2 separate regions of the Homo sapiens genome follow, and region 2 is linked to region 1. Evidence: chromatin loops called from intact Hi-C (ENCODE). Cell type or tissue: gastrocnemius medialis. All regions are shown on one strand. Each heading gives the region's core, and the rest is flanking DNA. Links, peaks and the distances in the headings are about the cores only.

The links. A loop is a pair of places that touch in the nucleus more often than their neighbours do. Peaks named below come from ENCODE experiments on the same cell type or tissue, not always from the same donor. Only the 100,000 strongest peaks of a DNase experiment are listed, where the experiment ranks them.
Region 2: a loop joins it to region 1, with 5 times the contacts of the local background. A loop is called at or near these places in 5 of 110 quality-filtered maps.

Annotation. Positions count from the first base shown.
Region 1 is chr12:26,024,408-26,035,997 of GRCh38, forward strand. The region is part of intron 2 of RASSF8 (Ras association domain family member 8); the gene reads left to right. Among named protein-coding and RNA genes, the nearest start is that of RASSF8-AS1, 71 kb to the left of the region's middle. In gastrocnemius medialis, for the core only: a CTCF peak has its summit at 5,010 (motif pointing left); no DNase peak of the experiment used is centred there; H3K27ac peaks cover 372 bases.
Region 2 is chr12:24,986,514-24,998,103 of GRCh38, forward strand. It overlaps LINC02909 (long intergenic non-protein coding RNA 2909), which reads right to left and starts at 10,952. Exons shown (of 4, transcript NR_171024.1): 1 at 10,719-10,952; 2 at 9,684-9,826; 3 at 9,294-9,554; 4 at 6,911-7,814. It also overlaps a transcript of IRAG2 not described here. RefSeq lists an enhancer at 11,511-11,590. In gastrocnemius medialis, for the core only: a CTCF peak has its summit at 5,151 (motif pointing right); no DNase peak of the experiment used is centred there.

The DNA.
Region 1 (11,590 bases), core at 3,929-6,428:
AATACCAATTCTTCATGAACTCTTCCAAAAGTAGGATAGAACATGTCTCAGCTCATTCTGCGAGGCCAGAATTACCCTGATACCAAGACCAGACAAAACTTTACAAGAAAACTACACAGCAATTTTTAAATAAATACAGATGCAAAAATTCTCAAAAAACACTTGCAAACTAAATTTAGCAGTGTATAAAAATGACTGTACACTGTAACCAAGTGAGATTTTTCCTAGGAATGCAAGGGTTGGTTAGACATATAAAAGGTCAATTTAGGCCGGGCGCTGTGGCTCACGCCCGTAATACCAGCACTTTGGGAGGCTGAGGCAGGTGGATCACTAGTTCGGGAGATCAAGACCATCCTGGCTAACATGGTGAAACCTTGTCTCTACTAAAAAATACAAAAAATTAGCCGGGCGTGGTGGCGGGCGCCTGTAGCCCCAGCTACTTGGGAGGCTGAGGCAGGAGAACAGCATGAATCTGGGAGGCGGAGCTTGCAGTGAGCCAAGATTGTGCCACTGCACTCCAAAGCCTGGGCAACAGAGCGAGACTCCGTCTCAAAAAAAAAAGTCAATTTAATACACTACATCAATAGAATAAAGAACAAAAACTACATGATTATTTCAATAAAAAAAGCATTTGACAAAATTCAACACCTCTTTATGATAAAAAACATTCAACAAACTAGGAATAGAAGGGAACTTTGTCAACCTGATGAATGGCATATAAACACACGCACACACGCAGCCAAAAGACTGAATGCTTTCTCCTGAAGATCAGAAAGAAGGATTTCCACCCTTGCCATTTCTATTCAACATTGTGATGGAGGTTTTAGGCGAGACACTTAGGCAAGAACATGAGATAAGAGGCATTCAGGGCCAGGCGTGGTGGCTCACGCCTGTAATCCCAGCACTTTGGGAAGCCGAGGCGGGCAGATCACGAGGTCAGGAGATCGAGACCATCCTGGCTAACACAGTGAAACCCCGTCTCTACTAAAAATACAAAAAATTAGCCAGGCGTGTTGGCGGGCGCCTGTATTCCCAGGTACTCGGGACGGCAGGCTGAGGCAGGAGAATGGCGTGAACCCGGGAGATGGAGCTGGCAGTGAGCCGAGATCGCACCGCTGCACTCTAGCCCTGGGCGACAGAGTGAGACTCTGTCTCAAAAAAAAAAAAAAAAAAGCATTCAGATTGGAAAGGAAAAAGAACTAACTCTGTTTGCAGAGAATACTACCTTGCATATGGAAAAATCTTAAGGAATTCATTAAAAACCTATTAGAACTATTCAACAAGATTGCTGGATACAAGATCAGTATGCAAAATTTAATTGCATTTCTATATACTATCAGTAAACAATTGAAAAATGAAATTCAGAAAATATTTCTATTTATAATATCAAAAAGAATAAAATGCTTAGGAATAAATTTCACAAAAAATTGCAAAAGTTATACACTGAAAACTATAATACATTGTTGAAAGAAATTAAAGACCAAAATAAAAAAAAAGACATCTCATGTTCATGGATCTGTTGGATATCCAAGTGCAAAAGAGTGAAGTTAGCCCCCTATATACACGTATATAAAAATTAAGTAGATCAAAGACTTAAATGTAAGAAGAAAAACTATAAAACTCATAGACGTAAACTTAGGCATAAATCCTCTTGATCCTGAATTAAATAGTAGTTGCTTAGAAATGACATCAAATGTGCAAGCAACAAAAGAAAAGATAGGTAAACAGGACATCATCAGAATTAAAGATTTGTGTTCACATGACACCATCAAAAGTGAAAAGACAACTTTAATGGGAAAATATTTGCAAATAATTTGATAAGGAGCTTGTTTTTAGAGTATATAAGAACTTCATCGTAAAAAAGACAAATAGTCCCATTAGAAAATTGACAAAGTATCTCAGTAGACAAATATCTATGTACAAATGGCCAATCAGCAAATGAAAAGATGTTTGACGTTATTAGCCTTCAGAGAAATGAAAATGAAAATAAGATATGATTTCATACTAAGTTGGCTGTAATATTAGTTAGTTTATTTTTTATTTTTTGAGATGGAGTCTCGCTTTGTTGCTCAGGTTGGAGTGCAGTGGCGTGATCTCAGCTCACTGCAACCTCCACCTCCCGGGTTCAAGTGACTTTCCTGCCTCAGCCTCCCAAGTAGCTAGGATTACAGGCACACACCACCATGCCCGGCTAATTTTTATATTTTTAGTTGGGACAGGGTTTCACCATGTTGCCCAGGCTGGTCTTGAACTCTTGACCTCAAGTGATCCGCCCACCTCGGCCCCCCAAAGTGCTGGGATTATAGGCGTAATATTAATTTTAAAAGGCAGCTAATAAGGAGTGTGAGTGAGATTGTGAAGAATAAGAACTCTCATACACTGTTGGTGGGAATGTAAAATATTACAGCTACCTTGAAAAACAGTCTGGCAGTTCTTGAAAATGTTACACATAGAGTTATCATATGACCCAGCAATTCTGCTCCTAATTACATACCCAAGTGAAGTTAAAATATATGTCCATGCAAAAAGTTGTACATGAATGTTCATAGCAGCATTATTCATAATAGCCAAAAATAGAAACAACCCAAATGATCTGAATTAATAGATGTGATATAACAATACAATGAAATATTATTTGGCAATAAAAAAATGAAATACAGATATTTACTACAATATGGATGATTCTTGACCACATGTATGATTTTATTTATATGAAATATCCAGAGTAGGCAAATCCATAGAGACTGAAAGGAAGTAAATGATCGCCTATGGCTGGGGATTTGATGGGAAATGGGCAGTGAATGCTAATAGGTATGTGGGTTATTTTTTGGGTAATGAGAATGTCCCAAAAGTAACTGGTGATAGTTCCATAATTTTGTGAATATATTTAAACTATCAAGCTGTATGCCTTAAAGTGAATTGTATGGCATGTTAATGATATCTCAGTAAAGCTGTTGTTTAAACAAACAAACAGAAGCTGGATAGCACCGATAATTCACCATGGGTATGATTTAGGCAAGAAAGACACTGAAGGGTCAGCAGGCCCTCACTTAAGAGTTGGCCTGACTATAAAAATATTGGCAGATGAATGGGTATTTATCTGGTTAAAGTTAAGTGTACAAAATGCTTTCATGTTTTCATGATTCACTGCTTTAACCTGCTTTTATGATTAACCAGCCAGTTACCAGTCTCAACTGTGCTAAGAGACTTCTGCTGTGTGGTTGTGGCCTTGGAGCTGAGAATTTCCTGGAGATTAGATTGGAAAGTTACTAATCATTAAGCCATTGATAAGATTAAACATTTATTAAGCACCTATTATGTGTTAGGCACATCAACATGTAGTTTCAGTTGTTGAAGCCATGAGTGTTACTTTGGTCACCTAGGGAGAGAGGGGATAGAATGAGAAGCATAGAGGACTGAGCCAGAAATTCAATAATGTTAGCCTGAAAAAGAACAGCCCAGAAGATGACAGAGGGGAATGACCAGATGGGTGGGAGAAGCCATGGAAAACGGGATGTAGAAGTCAGGACAAAGGAGTGGCTGTGAGGAACGTCAGCTGTGCAGATGCTCTGGGGACATCAAAGATGGTGCAAGGAAATAGGAAACAGTATGAAGAAAGCCCATGCAGCATCGGGGTCTTGGTGAACCTGTTGGAACTATGTCATTGGTAAAGCAGGGGACAGATTATAGTTGATTTGGGAATAATGTGGATGAATTATAATTAAAAGAATTTGAGACTGTATAAATTTAATTTGTGTGTTTTAAAAGTGTTTCACTCAGAACTTCATTTTCTTTCCCTGTACTCTTTGGAAGTATAGGTGATTTTATTTTCTAAAAGCCTTTTTCATTTTCTGAATATCTTTTAATGAGCGTACTTTTCCTATGTAGTTAGAGAAAAAAGTTGTTAGGTATCAAAAGATATGATGATGTGTGATAACCTTATTTGCCAGTGTGTTGGAATGTGAGACAATGAATTCTAACCAAGTATTTCACAAAGAAATTGCTAAGGACTTCTACTAGGCTGCTAAGTACCTTTTCTTTGGGATTTCCTTTGGTGCTACATGGAATAAATACTGTGCTTTGGAAGGTTGTAATTTCTTGGTAATCATAAATGTCTACATGTTCCTTGGCCACGTACATGAAATTATTAAAAACCACTCTAACCTTTGAATTTTACTTCTTGCAGCTACGGTAAGTGACAATAAATAGAATTGGGCCCTCTTAACTAACAGAATTGAAACAAAAGAGGTTGAAACTTTTGGTTGTCAGCTCCTTCTTGTATTATATGTAAGGAGGGGTGAATGAGGAAGAGTGTACTGGGTATATTTTGTATAAGGTGCTATGATGAATTAAAGGTCTCTTTATTATATGTAAGGAGGGATGAATGAGGAAGAGTATTTGCTGAGTATATTTTGTACAAGGCACTAGGATAGATTAAAGATCTCTTTCTCTCCAATTCTATTGTAAAAGTATATGTTGAATTCTGGAGGAACCCTGGCTAATTTGCTTTTTTAAAAAAAGCCAAATTTGGTGCACGATACTTAGGTTTGACATGCAAAACTAATTGAAAAAAGCCGTATAAAATTTTACTGCAGTGTTAGTTGAAGAATGTCCAGGAGTGGTTGTGTTTATGATAACAGTAAGAATTCTGGAAACCTCTTCCAGTTTTCTCCATTATCCCTCATTAGCATGGTGCTATTCCACAAGTCTCTCTTCTACCAGGGAACTGCATCCTGTCCCTCGCCCCTCAGTGATTTTTCTCATGTCTATCATGTAGATCACTTTAGCCTCTCAGGCTGTTTGCAGCTCTCCTCTTCTCCATTACCAGCATGTCTGCATTAGGGAGAGGTGTGGGGCAGGTCTAGCCTCACATATGTTTTAGCTGGGGAAAGAAGAACATTGACAACCCATGTTATTTTTTATTGTATTCCTTTAACAAATACACAGTAAGTGACAGTGCTTCAGAAGCCCTGCTTTTTAATCTGTCTGGGGAAGGGTGACCTCTGGTGGCTAAAACCATAAGCCCCAATTTCAAGAAACAAAAAGATTTCTTTTTACTGTTGTTTACATTATATTCATATGTTTATGTTTTGTCACTTTTTATAATGTACTATATATTCATTAGAAGTAAATCAGTGTCTTCTGCCACCGTGTTTAAATGCGGCATCTTCTGTTAATCATCAGCTGTGCTCTGTACTCATGATTGGCCTTAATTTGAGATCCAAAATATTTCCTTAACAGATTATTTTTTGTTCTGAGGAACAAGATCATTTCCTTGGCACTCTTTTGTTATTAAAACTTAAAACTTCTCTGTTGGTTTAAATGTTGACCATTATTATTATAACAGAAAAACAGTTTTACCCACTGGTTAAAGGAAAAAAAAATCAATCTCAAACTATGACGTCCGAGTTATACTCCTGGCTACTATTTATCTTTGAATCAGCCATCTAACCAACATTTAATTGGCTTGCTTCCTCAGAGATATTTATTCTTAACTTGTTTAGTCTGCCAGTAAATGACCACCAAATCGTCAGTTTTGTTTTTATTACAGTCTTTGCTGGTTTGCTTATTTGTGCATCACTTTATTTAAAAAGAGTTTAGGGCAACTAATTTATTTTTTGTAAAAATAAATTTTGAAATAAAATGTGGCAAAAAGATAAAGTATCTTTCTCTTGGGATTTTGATTATGATACCGTATGTCTAAATTGTCTCAAAGTTGATTTCAGTTCATTTGTTTTCTAGTATATAATTGATAAACATTATAGTGACTTGTATTAATTACACTTAGTGATAAAATAATTCTTAGTAGGTTTTTTTCCCCCCATGATCCAAATAATGTTTTATTCAGGAGAAAATAAAAACTCATTTTATTCAAAAGCCTTGGTTTTTAAGTATTTTCTGTGACAGTGTAAATCTTCCTTCTTTCTCATGGTTTATAAGCCCAGGTAGAGGGGCTACAAGAAGCAGAAACAAATTCATTCCATGTAATTGTGCTTGTTTTCAATGAAAGTTCTGCAGGGCTCTGTAGGATGACTTTTTAAAACCACTTGTCCGGATAAGATGGATTCTATTCCTTTTATTCCGGTATTGGGTTTTTGTCTATCACACATGGAAATGTTTTTACAGCCTGTGATGCTCTGCAGTGCTGTTACTAATGCCATAGTAAAAATGCTGAGATGTTGCAGTGCAACAGAAATTCCCACTTAGAAATACATGTTAGTCAAGTGAATAATATTTAACTTCTTTCTTTTCAAACCAAATAGACATCCCCGAAGTTATCTTTTTTTTTTTTCCTAAACTTAGATTTTAGTAGATAAGCAGCCCAGATTAACTTCTGGAACAAAGTTAGGACTTAAAAAGTATTTCCTCACCCATACTGTACCAGACAAGTGCCTGGTTTTGGGGCTAGGTAAATAAATATTTTAGGCTTTGCAGGCAATATGGTCCCTGTTGTTACTACTCAACTTCATTGTAGCACATGAGCAGCCATAGACAGTACGTAAATGAATGAACCCGACTGTTTTCAATTCAACTTTATTTACAAACCAGGTAGCGGGCCATAACTTGCAGACCCCTTCAAGATGGTCAGGAACAGTGAGTTGAAGCAGTAGGAAATATGATATTTCTTCTTAAATATGTCTGCAGCTTTTACTGCTGCAGCTTTCAGTATAAATGAAGACTCTTTACAGTTACGTAATGCCTGAGACAACAATCAAATAAGCTTTATTTTACAACTAGTAACTTGGTGCCAAATTTAACTTGTAGACTCCCCCTGCCCCATTTTTTTTTGAGGTATTATGAGGGTTTGTGATACTCTGCCAGTACATTGGGTTAGATTTCTGGATTACTTTGATTTTGCCAATTGTCAAACCTTTAAAATTCCAACACCCCAAGATGCTAGATTGTTTCAGTATTTTTTTTTCTAAACACTGCCATTTAACTTGGATTCTCAAAGTATATTTTGGCTCATCGTTACACGTGAGACCCATCCATCCTCATCATGATGGTGTGAAATCAGTGTAGAGTTCTTGAACTCAATCAGCAGCCCTTTGTTAAGCTTCTGCCACAGGCCCAGTAGAGTTACTAACAGGATTTGAGCCCAACTGAGGGCAGGGTCAGATTTGGTGGCAGTGTGCCAGGTGGATCACAGAGAGGTGTAAGCAACTATAAAATTATAAGGACCTGAGATGATAAAGGTTTGGAACTATTGCTGTTGGCAGTAAGAATGGTAAGTAGTTGGTGGTCTGAGAGACTTAAAATAGAGGACTAGAAAATGCTTGCCTGCTTCTAAAGGCACTTGTTAGGTAGGGTCTGCGGGATCAGAGTGGGAATGGGAGAACTTGAGAAAAAGAGGGTTAATAGAGATTTCAATAGCAGCCACACATGTAAAACTACAGATATTTCCATCATTTTTGAAAATATTTCTTATTCAGAGTAATCTAAAAAATCTGAGGAGATGCTTCAATGGCTTAATCTGACCTATATGTTTTGCTTATAAATATGTTTCAAAATATCCTGTTTCTCATCATCATGTTAGTTACTTTGATGAAATACATGTTTTGGTTTACATTTATGTGCATGATGTCAGCAGCTTACAGTACATGAAGGAAACTTCCCATATCCCAGAAGTAGTGACTTAGGAGAACTATGGTCTTGAGATGCTTGGAAATTTTGTATCTGGAAAATTTACCAATCAGGGAATTTTCCATTGAGCTTGCTTTTTTGAAAAGGTCCTTCAGTTTGTAGCAGTTTGTTAGCCCAGTTTATCCTTTCTTGTGATGAGCTAGTCATTTTGCATTTTCACATATAAAACTTTGAAATGTCTTTTAAAAAGTTTATGGGAATATTGTGTATGTTATTGCTTCATTTTCCCCGAAAGGAAGTGGGAGAAATTTGAGTCATTAATATACATTAAAATTCTGTGTATGTTTTTCGTACTCATAGCAGGTTGTTCCAAATCATCTAGGTAACAAACTTTGGAATGTTGATAGAAAACAAACTTCTAGCACTGTTTGTATGGAGAAGTATTTCCCAAAGTCAAGTTCTAGGACTCTTGGGACTGTTTCATGGCTGAGTCAAAGGTTCCCTTGTGACATGTGAATTTTTAGGAAGGAGAACAATGACAAATTTTTTTGAAATTGCTACATTAGCATGCAACAAAAAATTCTGAGGGAAATGTTTCCTGGCAGTTTTTTTATTATATTTACCTGCAATTTATAGCTTAAGGGAGTTTTAACCCATGAAACCTCCAAATCTATTAAAAGTGAAAAGAGCTAGATAGATTTCATTAGCATGCGTAATGCCCAGTTTCCATACCCATCTATAATCATTTAAAGCAGGAATCATAATGGGAATATGAGCTGAGAAATTCTGTTGATGTTTGAAATGTCTGGAGTGTCAACATAATTAAACAGCGTATGTACACAATTGGCCCTGCTCCAAAACCAGTGATTATGTGTCTAACATCAATCCCCATGTGTCTACAAAGCTGTTAGAGTAAACATCTGGAATCTTTTACTACCAAAGCTAAAATATTACATAATCAGTTAAAAGAAAGAGCTTCCTACCCACAGAGGTCCTGCAGAGAGCAATGTATGCTGTGATCTTGTTTTCAAGCAGGCCTGTCTTCTTTAGAGTAGCAACTAAATATATTAGATACTTCAACTATCCTTGAAATGTGACTTTTCCCCTGAGGTAAATACTAAGGATGGTTTAAATGTTGCTAAATGGTTCAGCTGAATCATAAATACTCTGTAATGAGACCAGAGGGGATCAAGTTGATCAGTGGGAGACCACATTCTTACCAAAACTGAGGCTCAGCTCTCAGGCCATTTCAAGGTATGCTGGAGTTCCTTTGAGCAAAAGAATTTGGTATTTTCTCATGTATGTATTGAAGCACTAAGTAAAAATTGTGATCTTTCAGGTCATAACAGAAAACCCACAAATTGTTTTATAGCATGTTTTTGATTTCACAATATAAAATGACAAGAATAATGAGATCTTCCACATCTTTTTATATTTTTCCACTATATTTGTGTTAAAGCTTAGGTATTATTTTCATTCTTTCATGCTAAAAGCACATTAGCATTTTCTAGAATGTAAGTGGTTTTGCTAGAAAAATGATATTAATATGATTATCCAGATTGTTATTTTGGAGGGAAAAAGGAAATAAGTTCTGCAAACACTGTTGGGTTTCTTTTTTTTAATGATAGAGGCATAAGATGAATAGTATCCATCTTCATAGAAAGAAAGAAACGTAGAGCCAAGTATTGAAATTTTTTAATGGCATATTTCTTTGTGGAGGTGAAAACTGTTTCTTTGCATTTAATATGCACATCTGCCTTGTCCCTGTCAAGTTTGCCACCTTCCAGATAAAGGTTGAATGCCAGGACTCTCAAATCAGCCTCCACTCAGATCTCAGCTCCCATCTCCTACCAGTTGTATTGTCTCCAACTAGTTCACCTTTCTGAGCCTCCAGGGCCTCATTTGTAAAATGGGGATGAGAATAAAAACATGACCTCAGTGGATTATTCTGAGTCGTTGTATGTGCCTAGCAAAGAGGAAGCACTTGGATCTGCTGGTGCCTTCTCCCCACCACCATCATGTCGACCAGACCCCAGCAAGCTAGCAGGGAGGTGGTGGTGGAGTGGGGAGAAAGATGTTCCAAGCAGAGGAAGCAATACATGGCAGGGCAGGGAGATGTGGCTGCCTCACAAAGGTGGGGAGTAGTTGAAGAACGGGCTGGAGTGAGGTGGGCAAATGGTAAGCACGTGGCACACTGTTCAACTAAGATAATCACAGCATTAGCTGGGATTTGGGGGTGAAGGAGTAGGAGTGAGGGGAGATGTGTCAATGTCCCTAAGTCCACAGGGGCAGGACAAAATAGCCCTATGGTCTGTCTAGGACAGAGGTGTTCAATCTTTTGGCTTCCCTGGGCCACATTGGAAGAAGAATTGACTTGGGCAACACATAAAATACACTAACAATAGCAGATGAAGTAAAAAAAAAAAAAAAATCTCATGATGTTTTAAGAAAGATTATGCATTTATGTTGGGCCGCATTTAAAGCCATCTGGGCCGCATGCAGCCCGCAGGCCACATGTTGGACAAGCTTGATCTAGGATTTCTATCATTCCTACCACTTCCAAAATTAAACTCATTCTTTTCAGTGGGAATGACTAAGCAAATAATCTTAGGGGGGAGAAAAAGATCATTATTCTTTCTGACAGGCTAAGTAACTCCTATTCCTTTTCCTCCAGCATTTATTTCCCATATTTCGAAATTAAGGAACCTCCTACTTTTTACATCCTAGCTAGAATGCATGAGGGGAAATCAAACAAGGGTGGGATAAGATCCAAACACAGCAAAATTATTTATTACATCTTTTCCATGTAATGTGCCTATTAAAATTCATGATATTTAAGCTACATTAAAAAAAAACATCTAACTAAAAAACACCATACAGCAGATTCACCAAGTGTAGATGCATTCTCATTGGTTTGTTGTAGACTGCTTTTACCTTTCTAGGTACTGTTTGTCATAGCATTTGGTTTTTAATTTCTGTGTGAATTAGTCACTATGAACTATCCTATTTTTGGTATTATGGTGATTACTCTGGTGTTGCCCTATAAACTTTAATAGACGTTTTTCCAGTTGTCCAATACTACTGGTAAAAATTATTAATCCCTAGAAGTAAGGTTAGTTAATGAACTTCTCTTCTAGGCTGTACTAAGGCACTGACCCCTACTCTGTGGAAATGGCTTTCCAACCAGTTTTACTCTTGTATGATAAGTTGTAGGGTTTAGTGATAGCTAGTCCCTGTCTTCAAAGTTGGCTGAGAAGAATGCTACTTCGGCTAGAAACAGAAGAACTTCTTCACACAGTTAATATTTCTTTAAACAAAATGAAAGTGTTTATTGTAAGAGAAAAAATTTTAAGCCCAGAAAATACTGAAAAGATGAAATTATATAATCATATAATATAATTATATGAAATTATATAATTATATAAGTATATGAAATTATATAATTATATAATATAAGTATATGAAATTATATAATTATATTATATAATTATATAATTATATGAAATTATATAATTATATAATATAATTATATGAAATTATATATAAAAATTATATATAGTGTATATATTTTATATTATATATTGTATATATAATTTTATATTGTATACATAATTATATATATAATTTTATATAATTATATAATTTCACCTTTTCAGTATTTTCTGGGCTTAAAATTTTTTCTCTTACAATAAACACTTGTTTTTTTTTAAAGAAATGTTAACTGTGTGAAGTTCTTCCATTTCTAGCCCAAGTAGCATATAATACATATATCACTATATATCTGATATATATGATATACATCACTAGATATACAATATATGAAATTATATATAATATAATTTCATATAATTATGTATTATATAAAATATAATAAAATTATATATTATATATTATATATAATTATAATCATATATGATTTCATATATATGATATATATCATATATTTCATATATTTTTATATATTATATATTTATAATTTATATATATATAAAGCCATCCATGATTT
Region 2 (11,590 bases), core at 4,041-6,540, 1.0 Mb before region 1:
TGACTATTTTCAAAAGTACACCCAACACAGATGTATAAACAGTGCACCTAAATCATATAATTCAGTCACTAGATGCCCTATGAGGCCTCCTCTTGGAGGCAGAATATAAACTACGGGTACAAGTAAAATGAGGACTGTGAAATGACCTTGGATTTATATAATAATAAATGAGGTGGCAATTGGTGATCTTGATGATAGCAATTTCACTATAATATGTTCTAAAGTGAATGGGTGGAGAGAAATTAGAGACTGTGAGTACAGACACTGCTTTTTAAGAGTTCGCTGGGCCGGGCACAGTGGCTCATGCCTATAATCCCAGCACTTTGAGAGGACAAGGCAGGCCGATCACTTGAGGTCAGGAGTTCGAGATCAGCCTTGCCAACATGGTAAAACACTGTCTGTACTAAAAATACAAAAGTTAGCTAGGCGTGGTGGTGCACCCCTGTAATCCCAGCTACTCTGGAAGCTGAGACAGGAGAATCGCTTGAATTCAGGAGGCAGAGTTTGCAGCGAGCCAAGATCGCGCCACTGCACTCCAGCCTGGGCGATAGAGTGAGACTCTTTCCCTCTCTCTCAAAAAAAGAGTTTGCTGTGAAAGAAAGGAAAGAAATGGAAACCAGCAGAGATAAGTAGAGAGTGCATACAGCCACTCACTCCACAGCCTCTGCAACTCTTGCTTTCTGCATGCCTACAGAATTAGCACCACATGGATACTGCCATACCCTTGACCTTATTAACAATAGCTGCAGCCCTGTCCTATCTCAAGTGCTGTATTCCACACTTTGACAAACACCTGCTAACTTTCCAGCTCACTCCTTGTAGTATCTCAAATTCACCAACCTTCTATCTTACCAGAATCTTTAATCCACTGACTTTATTACTATTATAATGTCCCTCATCCCCACACTTGTGTCATTTGTTTTCTCCCTACCTAGTTTACATCCTATGGTCATCAGTAGAGTCACTACTTTGCATACATTCAACTCTACTAAGTCCTTCTTACTTCTCACATCATACTTGCTTGGATAGATCACACCCCTAGTTAACTGCAACTCCCCACCTGCTCCGTGCCTGCAGCCATGCAGTTAAAAGACATAAAACTGTGCTAGCTGCTCTCCTATTAAATTTGGGACCATGAATTTTCATGCAGTCTTTCATGCTGCCCAGCAGTCATACAGTGTTTCCCTAATCCCTTCTCTCTCACATTCTCCCCTAGATTATTTTATACTTTCTCCTCTCCCTTATTTAACACTTCCTCCCTACAGCTTTGCTGAGATAGTTGAAGCAATCAGAAGAAATCATCCCCACCTCCCTCCCCTATAACTGCCCATCTGCACCTGTGCCCACACTCCAACCTTCCCTTCTTCTTAGGAATCACCTGTCTCTGCTGCTGGTGAAGTCCCACCACCTGTGCACTTAGAGTCACCCCTGACTCATGCTCAAGGACAGGTTCTGCCATTCTCATCTCTCTCTTCTGCATCCTCAGTCTCCCCCTCCTGATGATAATTCCCATAAACATGCAAACATGCAGTTATTTCTCCCAACTAAAACAAAAACTCCATTAACTCCACTTCTCTGTCTGCTAGTATCCATTTCTTTCCTTCCTTTTACAGCAATTTTTTTTTTTTTTTTTTTTTTTGAGACAGAGTTTCTCCCTTGTTGCCCAGGCTGGAGTGTAATGGCAAAATTTTCACTCACTGCAACCTCTGCCTCCCGGGTTCAAGCGATGCTCCTGCCTCAGCCTCCCAAGTAGCTGGAATTGCAGTCATGAGCCACCACGCCCAGCTAATTTTGTATTTGTAGTAGAGACGGGGTTTCACCATGTTGTCCAGGCTGGTCTTGAACTCCTGACTTCAGGTGATTCGCCCACCTCAGCCTCCCAAAGTGCTGGGATTACAGGCGTGAGCCACCGCGCCTGGCCCACAGCAAACTCTTAAAAAGCAGTATCCATCTTGGCAGTTTCTCATTTCTCTCCCCCATTCACTTTTGAACAAGTTATAATGAAATTGCTTTCATCAAGATCACCAATTACCTCCTCCTTCACTACTAATCCAAGATCGTTTCATAGTCCTCATTTTACTTGTCCTATCAGCAGCCCATTACTTTCTTCTCCGTAAAATGCTTTGTCCACTTGGCTTCCAGGACACTGCACTCACCTGATTTTCCACCTACCTTTCTGCTGTTCCTTTTCAGTCTCTTGCTAGTTCCTCCTCATGTCATCATTCAGACTGGTGAGTGCTGATGTGCAGTAGGGCTCAGCCCTGGACTTCCCTTCTCTGTCTGCCTTCACACCCTGGGTGATCTCAAGAGCTCTCGCAGCTCGAAGTGCCACCTGTAGGCTCAGGACTCCCAGATTTTTATCTTCGACCCAAAACCTCTCCCTTGAATCCAGACGTATATCCAAATTCCTATTTGACATTTCCACTTCATTTTTTTGACTTTGTACTTTATACAAACGCATTTTATTTTTATTTTATTTTATTTTATTATTTTTTAGAGATGAGGTCTCGCTATATTGTCCAGGCTGGTCTCAAACTCCTGAGCTCAAGCAATCCTCCCACTTCAGCCTCCCGAAGTACTGAGATTACAGGTGTGAGTCACCGTGCCTGGCCTACAAATGCATTTTATGTACAAGATTAATACATAAAATAGGACAATAAAGAACTATTCTGGGTTTGGTGGGAGGATTGGGGAGATATTGGTCAAAGGGCATAAGATTTCAGAAGAAATAAGTTCGAAAGATCTATTGTATATCATGGTGACTATAGTTAACAACAATATATTGTATGCTTGAAAATTGCTTAAGACAGTAGAGTTTAGGTGTTCTAGTCACACACACACAAATGATAAGCATGTGGAATAAAGCATATGTTAAATGCTTGATATAGTCATTTCACAATATGTACATATATCAAAACCGCATGGTGTACACCATAAATGCATGCAATTTTGACTTCTCAATTAAAACAAACAAAGAAAAACAAATTACTCTGAGTGAACTGGGTGAAAAGCAACCCTAAGGGGCTTTTCATTCACCTGAATATTTAATAGCCTCTTTTTTTTTTAAGTTAATAGAGGCAAAGTCTCACTGTGTCTGGTCTTGAACCTGAGGTCAAGTGATCCTCCCACTTTGACCTCCCAAGGTACTAGGATTATAGGCTTGAGCCACCATGCCTGGCCTTAATAGCATCTCAGACTTCACATTCTAAAACAGCTCCTGGTATTCCTCCTGTTCTCGAAACCATCTCAATCAATGGCAGCTACATTTTTCCCGTTGCTGAGGTCAAAATCTTGAAGTCATTCTTTATTACTCTCTTATTCTCATACCCACATTTGGTCTGCTAACATATTCTGTCTCATCTAACAGTCTATCTCCCTCTCTCTCTCTCTATCTCTCTCTCTCTCTATCTATCTATCTACAATTTACTGTCATCATTTCTCCTCTAGAAATATTGTGGAGTTTTTTGGGTTTGTTTGTTTGCTTGTTTGAGATAGGGTCTTGCTCTGTCAACCAGGTTGGAATGCAGTGACACAATCATGGCTCATTGCAGCCTCGACCTCCCAGACTCAGGCGATCCTCCCTCTTTAGCCTCCTGAGTAGCTGGGACTACAGGTGCATGCCACCATGCCCAGCTGATTTTTTAACTTTTATTTTTTGTAGAGATGGGGTCTCACTGTGTTGCCCAGGCTGGTCTCAAACTCCTGGGCTCAAATGATCCTCCTACCTTGGCCTCCAAAGTGTTGGGATTACAGGCATGAACCACTGTGCCTGGCCCTGGATTATTGCTGTAAACGTCTAACTTGTCTCACTATTTCTGCCGTTAACTCTCTTCAGACTCTCTTCAATTTATTCATTTATTCAGAGCACAATTCTGCTCCGTTTAAAATTCTCCAGAGGCGTCCCATCTCCCTTAGAGCAAAGGCCAATGTCCTATAACCCTAAGATCCTGTATAATTTTCCCCTGGCATTAGTGCTCCGCCCTCATTTCCTGCCACTCTCCCCTGTATTCAGGTCACTCCAGCCCCGCTGACCTCCTTGCTGTTTCTTGGCCATGTCAGGCACACTTGCACCTCAGGTCCTTTGCATCTGCCCTTCCTTCTGCCTGAATACATTTCCTCAAGTGTCCTCTCCCCAGTTCCTTCACTTCCTCAGGTCTTTACTCAAATATGCCTCCTGGAGAGCCCTTCCTGGGCTACCCTGTCTACAACTGCAAACCTCCCACCAAACTCATTCTTTGTATTTTTATATTTTCCTTTGGCATTTATCAGCCCATAACATGCTATATTTTTTGGCCTATTATGTTAATTTTCTGTCTCCCCCTGTGAAAAGTAAGCTGTATGAGAGCAGGAAGTTTGTCTGTTTTGTTCACTGTTTATCCTTAGCACTACAACATGCCTGATCCTACCAAGTACTCAGTATTTGTTGAATGAATGAATTATAATGGTGATGGGCATGATGAAAATAGGCAGACAGACAAGGCAAACATATACAATAATGCTTACTTTTATACACATTGGTGACAATTGTCAGTTGCAACTATTGTTAAAAAGTTATTTTATCCTCAATGTTCCTACATCATCAAAATAGAGTTCTGCACCCAGACAAGAGTTAAGGCACTAGAATTGAGGACTGCTACCAAAATGTGTGATTTTTGTAACTTAAAAAAGTCCCCACAGTGATATTTTAAATATTATGCTACCAAATATTATCATTCTTTTTTTTTTTTTTTTTTTTTTTTGAGACAGGGTCTCGCTCTGTTACCCAGGCTCAAGTGCAGTGACACAATCACAGCTGACTGCAGCCTTGACCTCCTCTGGCTCAAGCAATCCTCCCACCTCAGCCTCCTGAGTAGCTGAGACTACAGGCATGCACCCACCATGCCTGGCTAATTTTTATATTTCTAAGTAGAGGTGGGGGTTTCGCCATGTTGCACAGACTGGTCTCGAACTCCTGAGCTCAAGCGATCCACCTGCCTCAGCTTTCCAAAAGTGCTGGGATTACAGCCATGAGCCACTGTGCCCGGACTTCTTTTAAAAAAAAAAAAATCTTTCTTATGATACACAATTTGAGCTCACGAACCAGTAATCACAACATTGAGAATAAGATAAATCATAGGTAGGTTTATTAATGACTTCCAACTACTTACCAGCAGAGGGTGCTACTTATCCATATTTTCACACGTATAAAGCGTGTTTCGCTGAACTAACAGGCAGGCTTCAATACTGTAAATGACATTATCTTACAAATCTGTATTATGTGATAATGAATCAGCCACCCAAACATAAACATAATACCTTCAGTTTTAAAAATCTATATTTTTCTTGCCTTTATTTGTGAATTTAAATAGATGATACTGTACATGAATATGGTACAAAAATGTACAGAAATAATTAACTCTTTCTTCTATCCCAGTCCTCTAGTTCCTCAATTTTCTCTTCCAAGGTTATCATTGTCTCCAGTTTCTTCTGTATTTATGTGTATGTCTGTTATGTTTTGTGTTTGTATTGTATGTGTTTTTTGTTTTGTTTTGTATTTTAAATCAGAAATGCTATAAGTGCTATTCTTCAGCTTAGGGTTGATTTATAAACAAGCCCATAATTTTGGGATTCCATATCAGTACTTATAGAACATCTTTCTTTTAAACAGCTATATTTTATTCCAGTGTGTAAATAAACAGAAATTTATGTAACCAGTCCTCTGTTGATAGATGGTAAGGTTATTTTAAATATTTTGCCTTTCCAAACATTAGTAAATTAGTGTATTTTTACATTTATCTTTGTAAATATGTGCAAGTATATTTGTAGGGTAATTTCTTAGGGAAAATTGGGTAGCCATCTGAAAAATAATGAAGGTATAGTTTCATCTCTCTATACAAAGATAAATTCCAAATATATTAAATCAAAGACACTAGAGAAAAACAGAGGAGAATGTCTTTATGATTTTTGAGTCACGAAAGCTTTCTAAGGCTAACACGAACTCAGAAGGTATAAGAAAGAAGATTGAAATTTGACTGCACATTTTTAAAAATCTGTGTGGCAAAAACACCATAAACAAAAAACACAAATAACACCTGGTGAAAATGTATTTGTAACACATCCTACAAAGAACTAAATCTTGTAATATGTAAAGAGCTTTTGTGTATTGATAAAATCAAGCCCCATTCAAAAATGACCAAAGCATACAAATAAAACATAGAAATGGAAATACAAATGGCTTTAAACACATGAAACCATATTCATAAGGAAAGAAATCACAAATTACACTGTTTTTTGGTCTTTTTTTTTTTCCTTTTTGTGGAGAATGGGGGGGGGGTCTCACTATATCACCCAGGCAGGTCTTGAACTCAAGCTATCCTCCTGCCTCTGCCTCCCTAAATGCTGGGATTACAGGTGTGAGTCACCATGCCTCTTGAGAAATGCATATTAAAATAATGAGATGCTATATTTCACCTATCAGATTGGCAAAGACCAACATATTGTGTTCGTGAGGGTGTGGGGAAACAAGCAGGCTCACAGATTGTTGGTGAGACTGTAAATTGGTACAACCTCTATGGAAACCAATTTGGCATCAGCTAGCAAACTTTTAAAACTAGCCAGGTTTAGTGGCTCACAACTGTAATCTCAACATTTTGGGAGGCCAAGGCAGGTAGACTCTTGAGCTTAGGAGTTTGAGACCAGCCTGGGCAACAGGGTGAAACCCTGTCTCTACTAAAAATACAAAAATTAGCTAGGTGTAGCATGGCTGTAGTTCCAGCTACTCGGGAGGCTGAGGTGGGAGGATCGGGCTTGAACCCAGGAGGTCAAGGCTGCAGTGAGCTGTGATTGCACCACTGCCCTATAGCCTGGGTGACAGAGTGAGACTTCCTTTCTCTCTCTCTCAAAAAAAAAATTTATATGAAAGTTAGTAGAGTTTTTTTTTCTTTTAGTCAAATCTGTTTATTTGGATTATCTGCATGTTCTTAACCAGAAGGAAATGCTACACAGAGTTGAAGAATAAAGACAAAATATTAAAAATTTAAGGTAGGTATTATGTTCTTTGTATAATGTGGATAACAGCCATATTGAGCTACGGAAAGTAACATGACAAAAGAATCTCTGAGTGTATATCACTCACGGTCCTTTAGGAAATCGATAGTACCTTTTTTTAAAAAAAAAAAAAAGGAGGCTGCAAAGAGTTTCAATTCTTGAAAGTGTAGGCAGGGTTAAGGGAAACAGCATGGGGTGGTGGGCAACCTCAGGTGCTGGCATCTGGCTCTAGGAAGCCATTACCCTCCCTGGCAAGAGGCAATGGAGAAAACACTTACAGAACCAAGTGAACACTGTCACTTTGGGAGAGGCCACCTGACAGGGGCTGTGGAAAAGCGTGAGCCACTGTCAGACAGAGACCTGGCAGGGTGGGAGCCAGGAGAACAAATGCTGCAGACTCTTCCTCCTCCTGGCCCTCCATCTGCTGGGCCCTCCCACTGGCCACATTCAATGGGAAATCAGAGGGCAAAGGAGCCAGACTGATGCTGTCAATAGAGGCCTGTCTCCTGGGATGCTGAACAAAGATGGGTTGCTCTTGCTCTGCATCCACGGGATAGATCCGGAAGGGCAACGGATGATTTCATTCAGTGTAATATGCATCTTGGTAATATATTCAGGGCCTTGCTTCATTTCCACCTTTCTCCAAAAACATATTATCACTTTTCTTTCAAAGTAATTACTTCTGTAGTAATCCTTTTTGGAATGGAAGCCATAGATCATTCAAACTCCCAATCCTTTTCTTTCCGAGACAGCATCTTTATATGAAAATTGTCATAGCATGATGTAGGCTGATTTAAAAAAAGAAGAAAAAAAGGCTTTCTGAAGAGACTGCATTTGCACATTAAAGTCCAATTAAAAGGCTGGGCACAGGCACTTTGGGAGGCCGAGGCAGGCAGATCACTTGAGGAGTTAGAGACCAGCCTGGACAACATAGTGAAATTCTGTCTCTACTAAAAATACAAAAATTAGCTGGGCATGTTGGCGCACGCCTGTAGTCCCACTTACTTGGGAGGCTGAGGCATGAGAATTGCCTGAACCAGGGAGGCAGAGGTTGCAGTGAGCCAAGATCACACCACTGCACTCCAGCTTGAGCAACAGAGCCAGAATCTGTCTCAAATAATAATAATAATGATACTTCATTTAAAAAAGCAACTTAAAGGCAATGATACCTAGAATATAAGCACATTAAAGAGTATATTATGAGAAATAAATAGTGCATTTTACATAGAGTGGGTTTTGAAAAATAAAAGTTATGTTTGGCCATGCATGTACTGGAGAAGGAGTCCATTATCTGGTTTTCTTCTTTTCTTTCCTTTGTTTGTTTTTATTATTGTTGTTTTTGAGACAGGGTGTTGCTCTGTCACCCAGGCTGGAGTGCAGTGGTGCAATCTCTACTGGCTAACTGCAGCCTCGACTTCCCAGACTCAAGCTTGATCCTCCCACTTCAGCCTCCCAAGCAGCGGGACTACAGGTGCGTGCCACCATGCCTGGCTAATTTATTTTTTACTATTTTATTTTATTTATTTATTTATTTTTTATTTTTATTTTTTATTGATCATTCTTGGGTGTTTCTCGCAGAGGGGGATTTGGCAGGGTCACAGGACAATAGTGGAGGGAAGGTCAGCAGATTTACTATTTTATTTTATTTTATTTTATTTTATTTGAGACAGAGTTTCACTCTTTGCCCAGACTGGTGTGCAATGGCTTGGCTCACTGCAACCTCCACCTTCTGGATTCAAGTGATTCTCCTGCCTCAGCCTCCTGAGTAGCTGAGTTTATAGGCATGCGCCACCCTGCCTGGCTAATTTTGTATTTTTGGTAGAGATAGGGTTTCTCTATGTTGCCCAGGTTGGTCTCAAACTCATGGGATCAAACAATCCACCTGCCTGGGCCTCTCAAAGTCCTGGGATTACAGGCATGAGCCACTGCACCTGGCCCCTTTCTTCTAATAGTGCCTCTCAACCATACACCTCCCACCTCATTTGTATTTGGTTAGACAAAGTGACTCCCTCAGATCAACCAGGGATTAATCCTGGAGCTCCAACACATATTTAAAACTACTGGCTTGATAGTCTAACAACATTGTAGATTACCTAGAGAGAAGCAGATACGTTATTTAAACGGATTTCTTGACCTATTTACATGATAAGATTTAATTTCCTTGAAATGCCATTTTGAAAACTGGGATTGGCATCCCTTACAGGTTCTCTAATTAGTTGCTTTCAGATTACTTGGCAAGTAAAGGACTATGTTGTTATGAACCCCACCTGCAGTATATCCCGAACAGGAATCTCCATCTTGGGTTTCTTTTTGTAAAGTCTGCATTTGACCCCTTTACACTCTTTTCCGTGTTCATAAACGTGCTCAGGGTTGGAAAAGCTGTTTCAGTAGAGATGGCATATTTCTGGTGGCATTCGGGGGCAGGTACAGGAGTTGCAGGCATCCATCGTATGCTGTCCAGCGTCTGCACGTTCCCTTGTTTGCTCCCAGTGGGTAGAGAACCCGGCATTGTGGGTACCTTATTAGAACTGTCAGGAGGTAATATTACATAAATAATGAAATAACATGTTAATGCAATTCATTACAGGTTCGTTGGAATTTATTGTTCAGGTTATTCCTTTCACTGCTCTGAGAAACATCAGGTATACTAGACTCACCTGAAGCAGGATGTAAGCGTATAATTTGTCAGACGGGCAATATGGTCTAGTGGATCCAGAATTTGAATATTATTTCTGGCTCTGCTGCTGGCTTCCTTTATGACTAGGAGGGAAATGTCTCTGGGTGTTGCCAGTTTCGGTATCTGTGGATTGATAAGCAGATCGCAAGCATGGATGTTATAATAGGTTATTTCATGGGAAATTAAACAGCAAATCTAATGAGAGGAGCGGGTTACTTGGTCATTTCTTTCTAGGTGCTATTTGGTGCTTTAAGAGGACCTCTAGTATTGGATAAGTTAAAGGAGTTTCAGAAAGTGCATCATAACAACATTACTGAGAGCTCAGAATGTGCTACATGGTTCTGAGGGCCATCTGCGTATTAACCTCATTTAATCCCTGCAGCACACCCGGAGGTCATTGCATGATATTGATGCAATTTTACAGATGAAGAAACTGAAGCACATATGGTTAAATAATTTGTCCAAGATCACAAAGCTAGTAAGCAGCAGAACTGGGGTTTGAACTCAGGTTATTTAAACTCAGAGCCCCAGTTCTTATTCCCCAGTATTTGACTCCCCTTTGCTCTCACCTGGTGATAGAAATGATAATGACCAGGCTGAGCGCAATGGCTCACACCTGTAATCCCAGCACCTTGGGAGACTGAGGCAGGTAGATCGCTTGAGCTCAGGAGTTTGAGACCAGCCTGGGCAACACAACAAAACCCCATCTCTACAAAAGATACAAAAATTAGCTGGCTGTGGTGGCATGCCCCTGTCATTTCAGTTACTTGGCAGGCTGAGGTGGGGGAGTGGCTTGAGCCCAGTAGGCAGAGATTGAAGTGAGCTGAGATCGTGCCACTGCACTCAAGCTTGGGCAACAAAGCAACACTCCATTTCCAAAAAACAAAAGAAAAAGTATGAGATTTAACTTAAAAATAATTTTCCTTCATCTGATTAGAAAGTATAATCAGGATGAGCTTTAGTGTGTTGTTTTTTGTAGAGCCGGGCGGGGACCGGGGGTGGGGGGGGGTCTCACCATGTTGCCCAGGCTGGTCTTGAACTCCTGGGCTCAAGCGATCCTCCCACCTCAGCCTCCCAAAGTGCTGGGATTACAGGTGAAAGACACTGCACCTGGACTATCTTTCTGTTATTGCTGTGGTGGGGAGCACACCAAAATAGTGCCTGTCATCCTCATCCTTCCTAGGCATCTTTCCCAGCACTGCTGCTGTGATTAGTACCTTAACTCCAGCCTAGGCAGGTGCAGTGCATCAGCGGCTCTCTTCTCTAGCTTCTTTTACCTCAGCCCAAGCCACTCTGTAGAAATGGGCTCCACCCATGTCATCTGACCTGTAGGTCTCCACTCTTTCTTCCCAGTTCTCAGATGGTTCTTGGAGCACTGGCGAAGTCAAGCGAAAATAAGGTGGTGAGTTTTCCCCAACGAAATAATTAAATTTTGGCTGATGCTGGCCTTTAGTCATCGAAGGCCGAGAAAGTACCGCCCTAACCAGGGAAAAGCAATATCAGATGTAGGCTGTTCTGTTGTGTCTCAACCTCAAAATGCTTGTGGCAAAAGGGACAAACCTCCAATAAGTCTATATTAGAGGTTCAACAGAGTTCATTGAAAACTTGAAACAAATCTGAAAAGAAAAACACTCTACAAATAGGGAAAAAAGATGGGTAGCTGAGAGTGATAAAGTGAGATTCCCCAGATATGTTGCTGTCACCACAGGCAAATCTCAAATTGTTTTCAATGGAGCTTTTGGAAATTTAAATTAATCCTGCCATTTTCAGGCTTGGTCGTTTGGAATGTGTGTTAGTGAAACGCAGTGATGTAGTTTTATAGACTGTAAGAACCTTGGAGGCACCTGAATTCTTGAAGCTAGAGATTTATTGTAGGTCTTCTCTTGT